Regions from separate parts of the Homo sapiens genome. Here regions 2, 3 and 4 are each linked to region 1. A link is a contact called in ENCODE Hi-C data. All regions are on one chromosome and are shown on one strand. Each heading gives the region's core, a stretch centred on a gene start or an enhancer-like site at or near the end of the contact. The rest is flanking DNA. Distances are from core to core; before and after follow the strand shown.

Evidence for each region. Hi-C counts contacts between places; a loop is a spot of excess contacts on that map. Pooled maps may share reads with other maps.
Region 2: a map of naive thymus-derived CD4-positive, alpha-beta T cell shows a loop between it and region 1 (7-fold over the local background). The contact joins the promoter of ZCWPW2 here to the promoter of KAT2B in region 1. A Hi-C loop is called at or near these places in 1 of 168 maps with a recorded cell type or tissue (naive thymus-derived CD4-positive, alpha-beta T cell), 1 of 37 single-sample maps with no recorded cell type and 11 of 50 pooled maps.
Region 3: a loop to region 1 is called in a map of naive thymus-derived CD4-positive, alpha-beta T cell, with 7 times the contacts of the local background. The contact joins the promoter of SLC4A7 here to the promoter of KAT2B in region 1. A Hi-C loop is called at or near these places in 1 of 168 maps with a recorded cell type or tissue (naive thymus-derived CD4-positive, alpha-beta T cell), 1 of 37 single-sample maps with no recorded cell type and 8 of 50 pooled maps.
Region 4: a pooled map shows a loop between it and region 1 (6-fold over the local background). The contact joins the enhancer-like site here to the promoter of KAT2B in region 1. A Hi-C loop is called at or near these places in 2 of 50 pooled maps.

What each region holds. Positions count from the first base shown.
Region 1 is chr3:20,038,957-20,041,942 of GRCh38, reverse strand. It overlaps KAT2B (lysine acetyltransferase 2B), which reads right to left and starts at 1,497. Exons shown (of 18, transcript NM_003884.5): 1 at 1,163-1,497. The coding sequence starts at 1,465. RefSeq lists enhancers at 1-185, 902-1,872 and silencers at 1,036-1,095, 1,296-1,425, 1,596-2,235.
Region 2 is chr3:28,347,206-28,350,191 of GRCh38, reverse strand. It overlaps ZCWPW2 (zinc finger CW-type and PWWP domain containing 2), which reads right to left and starts at 1,471. Exons shown (of 10, transcript NM_001040432.4): 1 at 989-1,471. It overlaps AZI2 (5-azacytidine induced 2), which reads left to right and starts at 1,368. Exons shown (of 8, transcript NM_022461.5): 1 at 1,368-1,591. RefSeq lists enhancers at 762-841, 880-1,174, 274-1,254, 1,442-1,501.
Region 3 is chr3:27,482,794-27,485,779 of GRCh38, reverse strand. It overlaps SLC4A7 (solute carrier family 4 member 7), which reads left to right and starts at 1,396. Exons shown (of 26, transcript NM_001321103.2): 1 at 1,396-1,713. The coding sequence starts at 1,654. RefSeq lists enhancers at 738-867, 1,346-2,122, 2,138-2,197, 2,228-2,437, 2,598-2,657 and silencers at 998-1,477, 1,508-1,867, 1,898-1,967.
Region 4 is chr3:27,359,163-27,362,148 of GRCh38, reverse strand. All of the region lies in intron 1 of NEK10 (NIMA related kinase 10), which reads left to right. Among named protein-coding and RNA genes, the nearest start is that of NEK10, 8.7 kb to the left of the region's middle. Within about 2 kb of position 1,453, at least 6 of the 41 ENCODE cell types and tissues checked have a DNase peak (open chromatin) inside an H3K27ac peak, as active enhancers do.

The DNA of each region.
Region 1 (2,986 bases), core at 248-2,747:
GACATTCCATTGTGACTGAGAAGCTCCTGCAAGTACCAAGAAGAGTATAACCTAGATGTTCTAGTAGAATAAATTATAGTTATGTCAAAATTCAGAAGTGGTCACTGCAGCTTGGTTGTGACAATCGGGAATCTGGAATCTGGGAACTTGACCCTCTTTACAGCAGGCAGGAAGAATACAGGGAGGTGTGAGTGTGTGTGAGTGTGTCTCTTCCCTGCCTCAGCCACAGGCCGCAGGAGCTGACAAGGCCAAGTCCCCGCCCCCCTCAGCTGTCACCCTGTCAAAACAAAGCCGCTGCTGACAGCGCAGGGCCAGCCTGCCCCGCGGCCTCGGGCAATCCTCCCACCTCGGGAACACAGCCTCCACATCTGGATCTGCAGCTGGAGGTGACAGGGTGCCTAAACTGGCATGGAGAGTGGGTAGCAAGAAATGGGTGTCCTCAAACTGAGCAGTAGCGCCCGCCGCGCTGGGCTGTCACTTTGCCAAATCCTGTTTACACCTCGAGCAGCTGGGACAGCGTTTTAACTAAACAAGTAATAATACAATAATGACAGGGCTGTCACCGCGCGCGGCAGTGCCTCCGCCCCCAGCCGAGGGCGCCAGGCACCACAAGACCCTCGCCTCGGACTCTGCCCACCTTCCCACCCCGCGCTTTCCTCCCCTTCGCTTTCCCAAAGCGCCAGGAGTCCGGGAGTCTTCTCCACCCCCACTCCTTGCACCCAGTTCCTCCCAGTGGGACACAGGAAGGGATCGATTGCAGAAGGGACCACTCAGTCCCCCAAAAGATTTTTCCTTGCCCCTGGGTCACCCGCCACATGGAGAGCACCGCTCCACTCCCGGGAAAGTGACTCCAGCGAGCTCCTACAGAGCAACAAAACCCCAAGGTAGCCCGGGAGCTCGGATGCCGAAGCTACTCCTTTCAAGCGGAAGGAATGAAGGGCTCTCCGTCTTAGTGATCCCCCTTCTTCAAACCCAGCAGGACTCTTATCCAAGAAGAAGCTAATTGGGCGCGGGCGACAAGAGCACTTCCGCGGTGCAGCGGCCCCAGGCGGGAGGCGAGAGGCAGGAGGCGGGAGGCGGAGGTGGAAGCGGGAGGGGGAGGGGGGTCCCGCGGGCTGGGCCCCTAGCACCCATCCGCGGTCCGAGAGCGGCGAGCGCGTACCTTGCAGGCGGAGTACACTCCGAGTTTCTCCAGTTTCTTGGCCCGCGGAGCGGAGCGTAGTTGCGCTTTCTTCACGGCGATTCGGGCCGAGCCACCGCCTCCCGGTCCTTCGGCCGTGCCCGCTGCAGCCACTGCCGTCGCCGGACCGCAGGCGCCCGAGCCCCCGGCGGCAGCGGCGCAGGGGGAGCCCTGCGGGGGCGCGGGCGGAAGCGCCGCAGGCTGCGGGGGCAGCGCCCCGGGCCCGGCCCCTGCCCCGGCTCCTGCCCCGCAGCCGCCCGGCCCGGCCCCGCCAGCCTCGGACATGCCGCCCCGGAGCACGGCAGGAGGCGCCGAGTGTCAGGCGCCGCCGCCGCCGCCAGGGTCTCCCTCTCGGGCTCTGGTAGTCGGGAGAGCGAGACCCTCCCCCCACGCCCTCCCGCCCCCTTCGCCCACCCCCCTCCCCGCCCCCGCCCTCCCCCTAGCGCGCCGCTCGCCCGGCTCGCTCTGGCCGGGCCCCGCGCGCTGATGGTGGTGGCGGCGGCGGCAGCGGCGGCAGCTGCTCCCCCAGGAGGGAGGGGACTAGCGGCTCCGCTGCCGCTGCCGCCGCCGCCACAGCACACGCCCTCCCTTGGTTCTCCTGCCCGGGACTCTGCTCCGCGCCCTGGCTGCGGACATGTTCCTCGGGACTGCGGACTAGGTGTGCGTGCCGGCGGCTGCCAGCCTCACGGTGTCTGCCAGCGCTGGGAGGCCCCCCACGGCCTCTTTTCCGCTGCCCGCGGGGTTTGCACCCCCCACCCCAGTGCTTCGACACCTACCGCTCGCCCGCCAGGGGGCGAGGCCAATCCCTGGGTGTGGGTGAGGGTGGGGACGAGGGTGGGGGTAGGGGCCTGGAGCCCAGGCACCTGCTGGCCACCTCCCCCCTCCGCGGCCCCCCATCCGACCCCCGCACGCCTGCACCAGTGGGAGGGGGCAGCCTCTCAATCATTTGTCCTTTCACTCTCTTCCACCCTGTCTCTGACAGAGAGACAACTTCCTCCACCCTAGCGGGAGCCAGAGGAAAAAAAATATATTTTTGAAAAGTACCCGTCCATGCTAATCTTTTTCTTTGTTGCTAATTCACCAAAATAAAGACGTGATGTTCTCCCTTTCTCTTTTTAAATACTTTCTGTCAAACTATTTTTTAATATAATTAACACTTTCTTCCCATAGCAATTTCTGGGTCAAATCTGCCGGAGGAGGGGAAAAAAACTTACTATTCTCTGTAATTTTTGTTTGAAAGTGCTGGTTGCTAAAAGAAAGATTGTCTAAAAAGCATTGTCAAAAACTATGCAGTGGAAAAAGTTTGAATACAAAAAGTTTGTTAACAGGATTCGTTTCTGGGTGGTGGTTCTATAACGTTACGTAGTTTTCAAAATTGTGCCACCGCGTGCGTATTAACCAGGAAAAAGATATAAGCATAATTCAAAAGAATAAATATCGATTTTGGCCTCAAACTTTAAAAAGAAAAAAAAAACCCTCAACTCAGTGTTTCCAACTCTTGTTGAAAACTGTTGTTTTCACTGTTGATGACTGTGGAGCATACAAGTCAGTGCTGCGTTTGAAAGTGGTGTACCGTTGATCGCCTTCTTAAGCAGGTTTTAAAAGCCCAGGGCTTTTTCTCAGGACCCTTCAGAAGTGCCCTACTTTTTGTTATATGCAATGTGGGTCATAATGTGCTTATTATCAGATTTTATGCATGCTGTATAGCTCTCAGGCCAGACGCTTTAAGGGGTGTGCTTTTCGTGGGAAACATTCCCCTTCTTCTTTTTCCAGATTCTCTGTGTTATTTTGACTTGTAATGCAGGT
Region 2 (2,986 bases), core at 222-2,721, 8.3 Mb before region 1:
CTAATGGTTGTTTTAAATTGAAAATTCTCAAAATGCATCATGGAAGCAATAAAAAAATTTAAGGACTGATACTTGCTCAAAATATTAAAAACACTGCTCTCTTCCATTCTCCAGCCCAGTAAATTGAAGCAAATCGTTTCCTTTCTCAACGATAACATTAACACAGATTTCTAAGTATTTTTAGAAATGTCATAAAACTTCAACTTGTGGTCTTTGTTCCTAACAGCTATAAATTTTCACTTAAATCTAAACCAAAAAAGACAATAAAAAAACCAACAACAATAAAAACGAATTTTCATATAAACCCTTGAGTGAAATCCATCCTATTGGGCTGACAGTTGGGCTGATAGTTAAGCGGACAGATGACAAAATACTACTTTAAGGGGGTGGTGAGTAATGTCCGTATTGCTAATCGGCGGTTAGTGACGTTAAATTTTCTATAATTATTGTTCCTTGTTTATTTGTTTATTTAACCAATAATACCTTAGAGTTACAGGGGTTCCACCTGGCTGCGACCTTCAATGACTAATTAATTCAACTACTTGTGACTCCACAGCTAGGGACGGTCTATCATCTAGAAATAACCAAGGTGGTGGCAACTCCAGGGAAGCCGGGCGCAACTCCAGTACTCTGGCATCTTCTCCCTGTCTCTCATTCCATAAATTGAGCAGTGTGCTAGAAGTCGTGGTGTCGTTTGTGAATAATTACAGACCCCTACGCAATTCGTCGAGCTTGTGCCTCAAGTGATCGCCTGAGGGCTTGCAAGTAGTTTAGAAAACAGAGGCTACAGAGGAACGGCTTCTAACAGACTTCCCAGTTCCCAGCCACGTCAGCTCGTAAGCCTGTAACAGCGCTACTGAGCCGAGCCAGCACGCACCACACGGCCCGGGGACCCCCCAAAAGGACACTGAGTGAAAAAGACGCACCAGAGGGCGCCCCTGAAGGGGGACCTCGGCCCAACAGACAAGACGGCTGGTAACGCTCTTACCTAACTCCACTCCGCCTCCGCCTCCTGGCGTCCCGCGGCCCCGCCCCGTCCCGCCGCGGAGGCTCACGGGACATGTAGTACGCCGCGCGCCACTCCTGCACTTCCCCACCCCCACGACCGAACCTGGCTTCGCTAACGCCCTCCCAGCTCCCTCGGGCCTGACTTCCGGTTTCCTCGCGCGTCCCTGGCGCCGAGCCCGCGGACAGCGGCAGCCCCTTTTCCGGCTGAGAGCTCATCCACACTTCCAATCACTTTCCGGAGTGCTTCCCCTCCCTCCGGCCCGTGCTGGTCCCGACGGCGGGCCTGGGTCTCGCGCGCGTATTGCTGGGTAACGGGCCTTCTCTCGCGTCGGCCCGGCCCCTCCTGCCTCGGCTCGTCCCTCCTTCCAGAACGTCCCGGGCTCCTGCCGAGTCAGAAGAAATGGGACTCCCTCCGCGACGTGCCCGGAGCAGCTCCCTTCGCTGTGGAAGCGGCGGTGTCTTCGAAGAAACCGGAAGCCCGTGGTGACCCCTGGCGACCCGGTTTGTTTTCGGTCCGTTTCCAAACACTAAGGAATCGAAACTCGGCGGCCTTGGGGGCGGCCCTACGTAGCCTGGCTTCTGGGTGAGTGACTCGCCAGGGACGGGTGGAGGATAGGGATGCGGGCAATGCCGCGGCCAACCTCCGTAGCTGTTGCCGGTCCAAAAAGACACGTCATTTTTTTCTCACTCCCTCCCGCGCCCCCTCCTTTGACTAGGGAGCGGCCCACTCCTGGGCATCCCTTTCCCCAGTCACCCCCACACCCAGCTGTCCACACCCTTTCCCCTGTCACCCTCACCCCCAGCTGTCCAGGCCCTTCTTGGTCATTCACTTCTCTAATTACTCCTTTTCTTTTCGTACTCTTACTGGGGCGCCTTCAGTTTTTTTTCATTCATTGAGACTGCTAAATGCTTCTTTCCGATACAAATTATCGGAAAGAAAAGAGGGACATTGGCTAGGACGGTACTCCCTGGGGCATCTGAGTGGTGAATATCGACCCCCTGCACTTGATCGAGGGCTAACAGGTATTCGTCGTTTCTCCAATGTCTAACCTGTATACGGTATTCATTCCAGCCTTCGGCTGTTTGTTGAGTAACTACTACTACGTGCAAGGTAGGCTGACACCCTCTACACAAAAGAAACCCCAATACTCGAAAGCGAGATAAAATACCCACGAAAACTCTAGTACAAATCAAACCATCAGTTGCTCCAAGAGGTGATGGAAATTTGCTAAGGTGATCAAAGACAGACGTACCAGAATTAAAATTGACCCTTGCGCCTTATGTGTAGAAGACATTTTGGTTTTTAGATTGGAATTTCAAATTGGATTGAGCAAGATCTCAAGGCAGAATTTCATTTCTCTAAAAACGCCATATCTCATTGCCCAATCTTGTGATCATTTCATCATCTGTAAATTGAGAACAGTGCATCCTTTACAGGATATTTCCAAATTTTAATGTGATATTGTTTGTAAGCCAGACATCTTACGCAAGTAGAAGGTTTTAATATTAAAGAGACAGCATAACATAATGGGAAATGACACTGGATTAGGTCAGAACACCAGTATCTGAATGCTGATTTTTCCATTTACTTGACAATGGGTAAGAGGCTAAACTTTTTCTTCATTTTCCTTATCTCTGAAATGGGTGTAATACATACTCTAAGGCACCAAAGCATAGTTTCTAAGAGTTATGCTGGCTCTGGAGTCAGCTGCCTGATTTTCATTTCTGGCTCCCCTACTTTCTAATGTTTTCATGTCTCAATTTCTCCACCTGTAATCTGAGGAGATTCTTTACAACCTCAGAGGTATTACATAGATTTACTGAATGCTTATGAAGAACAAATGAGATAGTTTCTCCAAAAGGTGAAGCACACTGCTTGGTATACCATAAACGCTTGGCTACTATTAATTACCAATGCAGAACCTTGTCATTATTATTAAGTAAAATGCTGAAGTTTTTTTTATAATCCATGAAGTAA
Region 3 (2,986 bases), core at 147-2,646, 7.4 Mb before region 1:
AGTGGCGTGATCTCAGCTCACTGCAACCTCTGCCTCCTGGGTTCAAGCGATTCTCCTGCCTCAGCCTCCTGAGTAGCTGGGATTACAGGTGCCTGCCACCATGCCTGGCTAATTTTTGTATTTTTAGTAGACACGGGGTTTCGTCATGTTGGTCAGGCTGGTCTCGAACTCCTGATCTCAGGTGATCCGCCCGCCTCGGCCTCCCAAACTGCTGTAATTACAGGCGTAAGCCACCGCGCCCGGCCAAATTTCTCATCTTTATGAAACACTCAAGAGAAACCTGTTAACAATAATGAAAATTATCAGCATGCTATGTGCCAGGCACTTTTATGAATATAAATCCCCTTAATCCTTCAATGAGCCTGCATGGCAGGTATTACAATCATCCCGTTACAGAAGGGATATTTGAGAGACGGCCTACAGGGTGGACTCAATAATGTGGCAGCTGGCCGGGTGTGGTGGCTCATGCCTGTAATCCCAGCACTTTGGGAGGCTGAGGCTGGTGGATCACCTTAGCTCAGGAGTTCGAGACCAGCCTAACCAACATGGTGAAACCCCGTCTCTACTAAAAATACAAAAAGTTGCCGGGCGTGGTGGCGCGCGTCTGTAGTCCCAGCTACTCAGGAGGCTGAGGCAGGAGAATAGCTTGAACCCAGGCAGCGGAGGTTGCAGTGAGCCGAGATCATGCCATTGCACTCCAACCTGGGCTGGTGCAAGACTCTGTCTCAAAAAAAAAAAAAAAAAAAAAAAAAGTGGCAGCTGTCGTGGTGCTCAGTGGGCGAGCAAGCACAGGAGGACACCTGGTCAAGTGTACCCCATCTTTCACGGTCCCTGAGTTGGGGTTCGTGCCTACTGGATTGACAGAAAAGAAACTTCCAGGAGTCGTGAAGACTCGTTAGTTGCTTCGGAGGGTTATCCTGGGCGTCCTTGACAGAGGTGGCGTCCTCCTTCCCTGCAGCCTCTAAAGAATGTAGTTAGGAGCCAAGGGAGGTGGTGACCCCCCACCCCATTGAGAACGTCAGGGGAGCTTCCGACTTGAAAAACTAGTTAGACGCTCAGCTTCGGTCAATTAAGCTTATACAAAGAGGGGCGGTGCGTCCTGAGGAGGTGGCACGGGGGAGGCGAGCGGAAGTCCGCCAGCCGCCGATTGGCTGGGACAAATGTCCGTCCCGCCTCCCTCCCGCCCCATCTCCCGGTGGCCTAGCGGCGCGGCCCGCGGGCGCGCTGAGGAGGCTGGCGGTGCCAGACTGGCAGGGGGCGTGACCCGAGGAGGCGGGGCGGGGGGGCGTGTCTTGCCTGGCCCCGGCGCCGGGCTCGTCACGGTTTGCGGCTCCGCCCCCGAACCCCTCCTCCTACGCGGCTCTCCTCCTTCCCGCTCGGTCCGCCGGTTCGCTCAGTTCTAGCTTCAGGTTCCACGCCGCGGCCTCGCTCTCCTACTAAAGCCAGCCCAGCAGTCGCAGCGCGCACACGCACGCCCCGCGTCTCCCGCGCCCGGCGCCCGGCTCTCCCCACGCGCGCACACCTCGCGCACGGACGCACCCACGTTTGTCCTCGCGCGCCGGGGGCTCGGCGGCGGCGGCAGGGGCAGCGGCAGAAGCAGGCAGACCGCGCGGGGCAGTACCGTAGCGGCCGTCACGGGCTGGCCGGCCGGCCATGGAGGCTGATGGGGCCGGCGAGCAGATGAGACCGCTACTCACCCGGGTAACGAGCAGGGTGAGGGCGCCGCGGCGGTGGGGCTCCTCCGCAGGGGGAGGGCGCGGGGCGAGGCAGACAAAGGCGGGGGGCGCGGCGGGCGTCGCGGCTCGGCCACCTCGTCCCAGGCCCGTCGCCCCTCCACCTCCCGGCGGCCGGCGCGCCTCGCCATCCCCTTTGTGTGGCGGCCTGGGGCGCGGGTGGGAGGGGGCCAGCGGCTGCGCTCGGGAGGCCCGAGTCGGGGCGGCCGGCGGCGCGCCGCGGGCATCCTCTGCGCGGCTCAGGCGGGACCCCGACATCCCCGCAGAGGCCGCCTGTGACCCCGACCATCCATCCCTTCCCTCAGCGCTCGCCTCCCCTGTTTCTTAGCGCGCTCCCCAGGCGGGGTCCCGGTTCCGGTTGCCTTGGCGCAGGAGTTTCAGATTAGCCCTCGAAAACCTATCTTTCTTCTCCTTCTAAGGAGGACGGCGGCTCCACCTGTCTCTAGCCCCAGGCAGTGGTGAAGAGCTGGTTGAATCTTTCCCCCTCTTTCCGAGTGTCCCCTCCCGCTCCGCGGTGCGCTTTGTTCGGTGAGTTCTCCGGCCGCGTGGACTGGCCGCGCTCCTTCCCGGCCAAGGCTCTTTCGCTGTTGCCTGCCGGGTCCGCCTTCTCCACTGGCTGGGACCCGGGGAGTATCCTCCTGCCGCAGGCCAAGTAGAAGGAGGAGGGTGTCCTGAGCTGTCTGGTGCTCCTTCTCTAACTCAGCTAGCAAGATCGCGTTTCCTACTGAGACTGGCTTTGATTTCAGGGTTAGAAGAGAATGGGGATGGACTTAAGGCCGGTGTTCCCATTTGTGATGATGGGTGAACGGCCCATGCTCAAGAAGCGGACTTCCTGCTTTCTTTAGAGCACATGCGTCCCCGCAGTTGTCTCTTTCTCCTTTCCAAGTTCGTGACTCAAAGGAGATGGAAGTATTCTAAATTTTCCTACTTCTAATTTTTACTATGCAACCAGCAAAGGCGGGAAGGTTGCAGGGAAAATTGTCCGGTCTTTCACAACTAAGAGGAAAATTACTTCTCCTATGTTTTTATTCAAGAGTTGTCTTTAAAACTGCCTGCCGGCTTTCCCTTTTAACTTTTAGGATTATAGTTAAGGTTATGGAAAGTAGTCATTCATTAGTTCAGTACGTTCATATAAGTTCTCTAACATAGAAGAAAACTCAGTCACCAGACAGTGAAGTCATTTAGCAGTGGTTATTGGAAGATAATTCACAGTGATGGTAATGGAATACTGGAAACTCATCCTAAATAATCTG
Region 4 (2,986 bases), core at 204-2,703, 7.3 Mb before region 1:
TTCTTCAAGTTCACAGTTCACAAAATCTTTCTATAATCTTTCCTCTGATTTCATTCAGTTTATAATCTCATTTGGACATTTTTTTCTGCTTTTTGACACTTCTAGTGTTCTTATTTAATCCATTGTATTTGCCTAAACCATTAAAAAATGTCTTCTTTTACAAAGAGACATTATCAGCAATTTCATATGCTTTACCCTACATATTTATGATTTCCCACACACATTGGATTGTAAAGAGATTTTTTTTTTTTGTAGTGCCCAGTGGTCTTGTGCACAGTCAGAGCACAGTAAATAATAAAATGCACTTGAAATAAAATGTTATTAGATGAAATTCAATTTTATTTTATAGCTCAGAAAGTACTTCTAGTTTTTGCAGCGCCACCAAACATATGAACATCAATTTGTTGATTCAGTCTTCTCTTCACTTGTGAAAGTTCTAGGGGTTTGGGTTGAATCTGTACTTACTTTATTACTTATTACAATGATGGTTAACTATTTTATTGGAAGACATTATGAACCATGTCTTATTCAGTGTTGTATCCTCAGTGCCTGGCATATACTAGGGACTCAATAAATATTTCTTGGAGTAATGAATAAATATAATTCTCACCTTTCTGTTTCTCACAAAATCAGGAAATAGAATATACTCATATTCTATTTGGGGTCAATGAGAAAAGAGAAATTTAGTGTGCTACTTTAGTTATTTTTGTTGACGGGTTAATATAAATTCTTCCTTCACATCATCTGGACCTTTTTTCCTCTTTTCAATATTGCTGCTTAATATGTAAGTCTCAGGTTCATTTGCTCTAACACAGGCACATTGTAAACCATATGATGAGTAGAATTGGATGCTGTAGCAGCTACGCAAGGCACAGACATAGCATACCACAAATATCATTATGCAATGACAATGGAGGGGATCCACAGAACCTACATTTATATCTGCAGATTTCCCTTTACAATAAAAGATATAAGTTGGAATGAGAATAAATCAGAAAATAGGGAGGTTATAGTGGTATCTGTTGTCACATATTCTAGTTAATTTTGGAGCAGCCCTCAGACCAACATGGGCCAGTATTAGCCAGAGGAAAATGAAAATCAGCACTTAAAGGAGTGTCCATCATCATAGCAGGTGGTCAGTAACTATTTCGAGGATTAAGTGGGAGAGGGTTAGAATACTATTAGAATTCTTGGTTCTTTTTATCCCCAAGTGCTTGTTTACATATAAAATAGAAAATTGCTTAAAGTATTGACTATTTGCGCAAGGAAGGTGGCAAATGTACTGACTCAGGAGCAAGGCCATGATAATAATGCTTGTCCTTAGCTGACGACACACTCCTGCCCTTGGAGATTCTGTACCAACCGTGTCTTTGTTTACCACTCTATGATGATTAAAACACACCACCTACATATTTCACATGAGTGAACCAGGATGAATGAATGGATGTTTGCAAGCACCCCAGGGTCCAGGAGGTGAAGTTATGCAAACATCAGTTGTTGTTATATCACCCTCTGCCCTTGGCTAAGGGCCAATATCAACAAGTTCTCTTTTTCCCATCTGCCTTAGAGTTTTCCATGAAGATTTAGATCCTGAAGGTGAAGTGCGCTTTGTTCTCCTTCACTCCTAAAGATGCAGTGTGGCCTTTGACACATTTTTCCTCTCTGGGTCTTAATTTCCTCCTCTAGTAGAAGGGAGCTGAATCATGGTCTGCAACTGGTGACCTATACATTTGTTTTGTTATTTTGTGCAAGTGTCTTTTCTTGTTTTGCTTCATTTTTTATGTGCTTTTGAATCCCTCTTGGGAGAATGTGCCTTCTCATGTGTGACCGAAGCTCTACCACTCTCTACACCTCTCTTCATTCATTTACATTCTGTTCTTGGGCCTGGAGGGTGTTAGACGTCCTGATACTGCATGTTCTCTGAGGTTTATTCTTGTCATAGCTGTCTCTTTTCTGCTAACTCCACATATAGTTCCCATTGAAGAACAATAACAATGTAATATAAGGGATAAAATCAAGACAACAGTTTAGACTAGAGAACCAGATGTCCTTTTTAAACTGTAATGGGTATTAGCAAGTTATGTTTCTTACAGGATTTCCTCAACTTTTTGCTCACCTTATTTTGAAAATGTGTGTGTGTTTATTTTCCAGCAATTTGACCAATTTAACTTGACATTTTCTGTGGAGGATTTATAGTTTTCTAAAGCATACATAATTTGAAAAGTCCAAGCACTGTATATTTGTGAGATTTAGTGCAAATATTCTTTGCAAAAAGAAAATTGTTTCTTTATTCTCAAAGCACTTTAACTACATAAACTGCTGAAGTGGTGAATACATTTTAAGTGTGTATTTTGAAATAATTTTAGACGTAACATAGAAACTGCAAAAACAGCACAGAATTCCCATATACCCTTCACTCAGCTTCCCTTAATGTTGACATTTGTCATCACCATGTTACAGTCATCAAAACTGAGAACTAAACATTTAACCAGTGCATTTTAACATGTTTGTCTTATCTCTGGCTGCTCTATGTGACTTTTTATCTTATTTTAACTACTTTTCTCAAAGAATCACTATTAGAGGAATTTTTAGAAAAATATCTACAGTAAAGGAATTAGAGAAATGATTTTCCATTTTGTACTTCTAGTTAGTTATGGGGCTGAAAGTTCTCTAAATTCTTTTAATATGTCCCTTTGAAAACAGACAGAACTGTAACTTGTCATCTAAAATGAAAGGTTAATCATTATTCATCAGAAGAAACAGAGACTTCTTGTCAGTACAGGAAGTTCTAACTTCCTTTTGTGGTAGGGTTCATTGCAGTTTATTTTAGTGCTTTTTTCAAAATAATAAACCTGACATAGCCAAAATGGTAATTAACTTTAATCTGATGTATTTTCACTGTTATTACTTTATTTTTGATTGATTGATTGATTTTTTTTTTTTTTTTGAAATGGAGTTTCATTCTGTTGTCCAGGCTGGAGTGCAG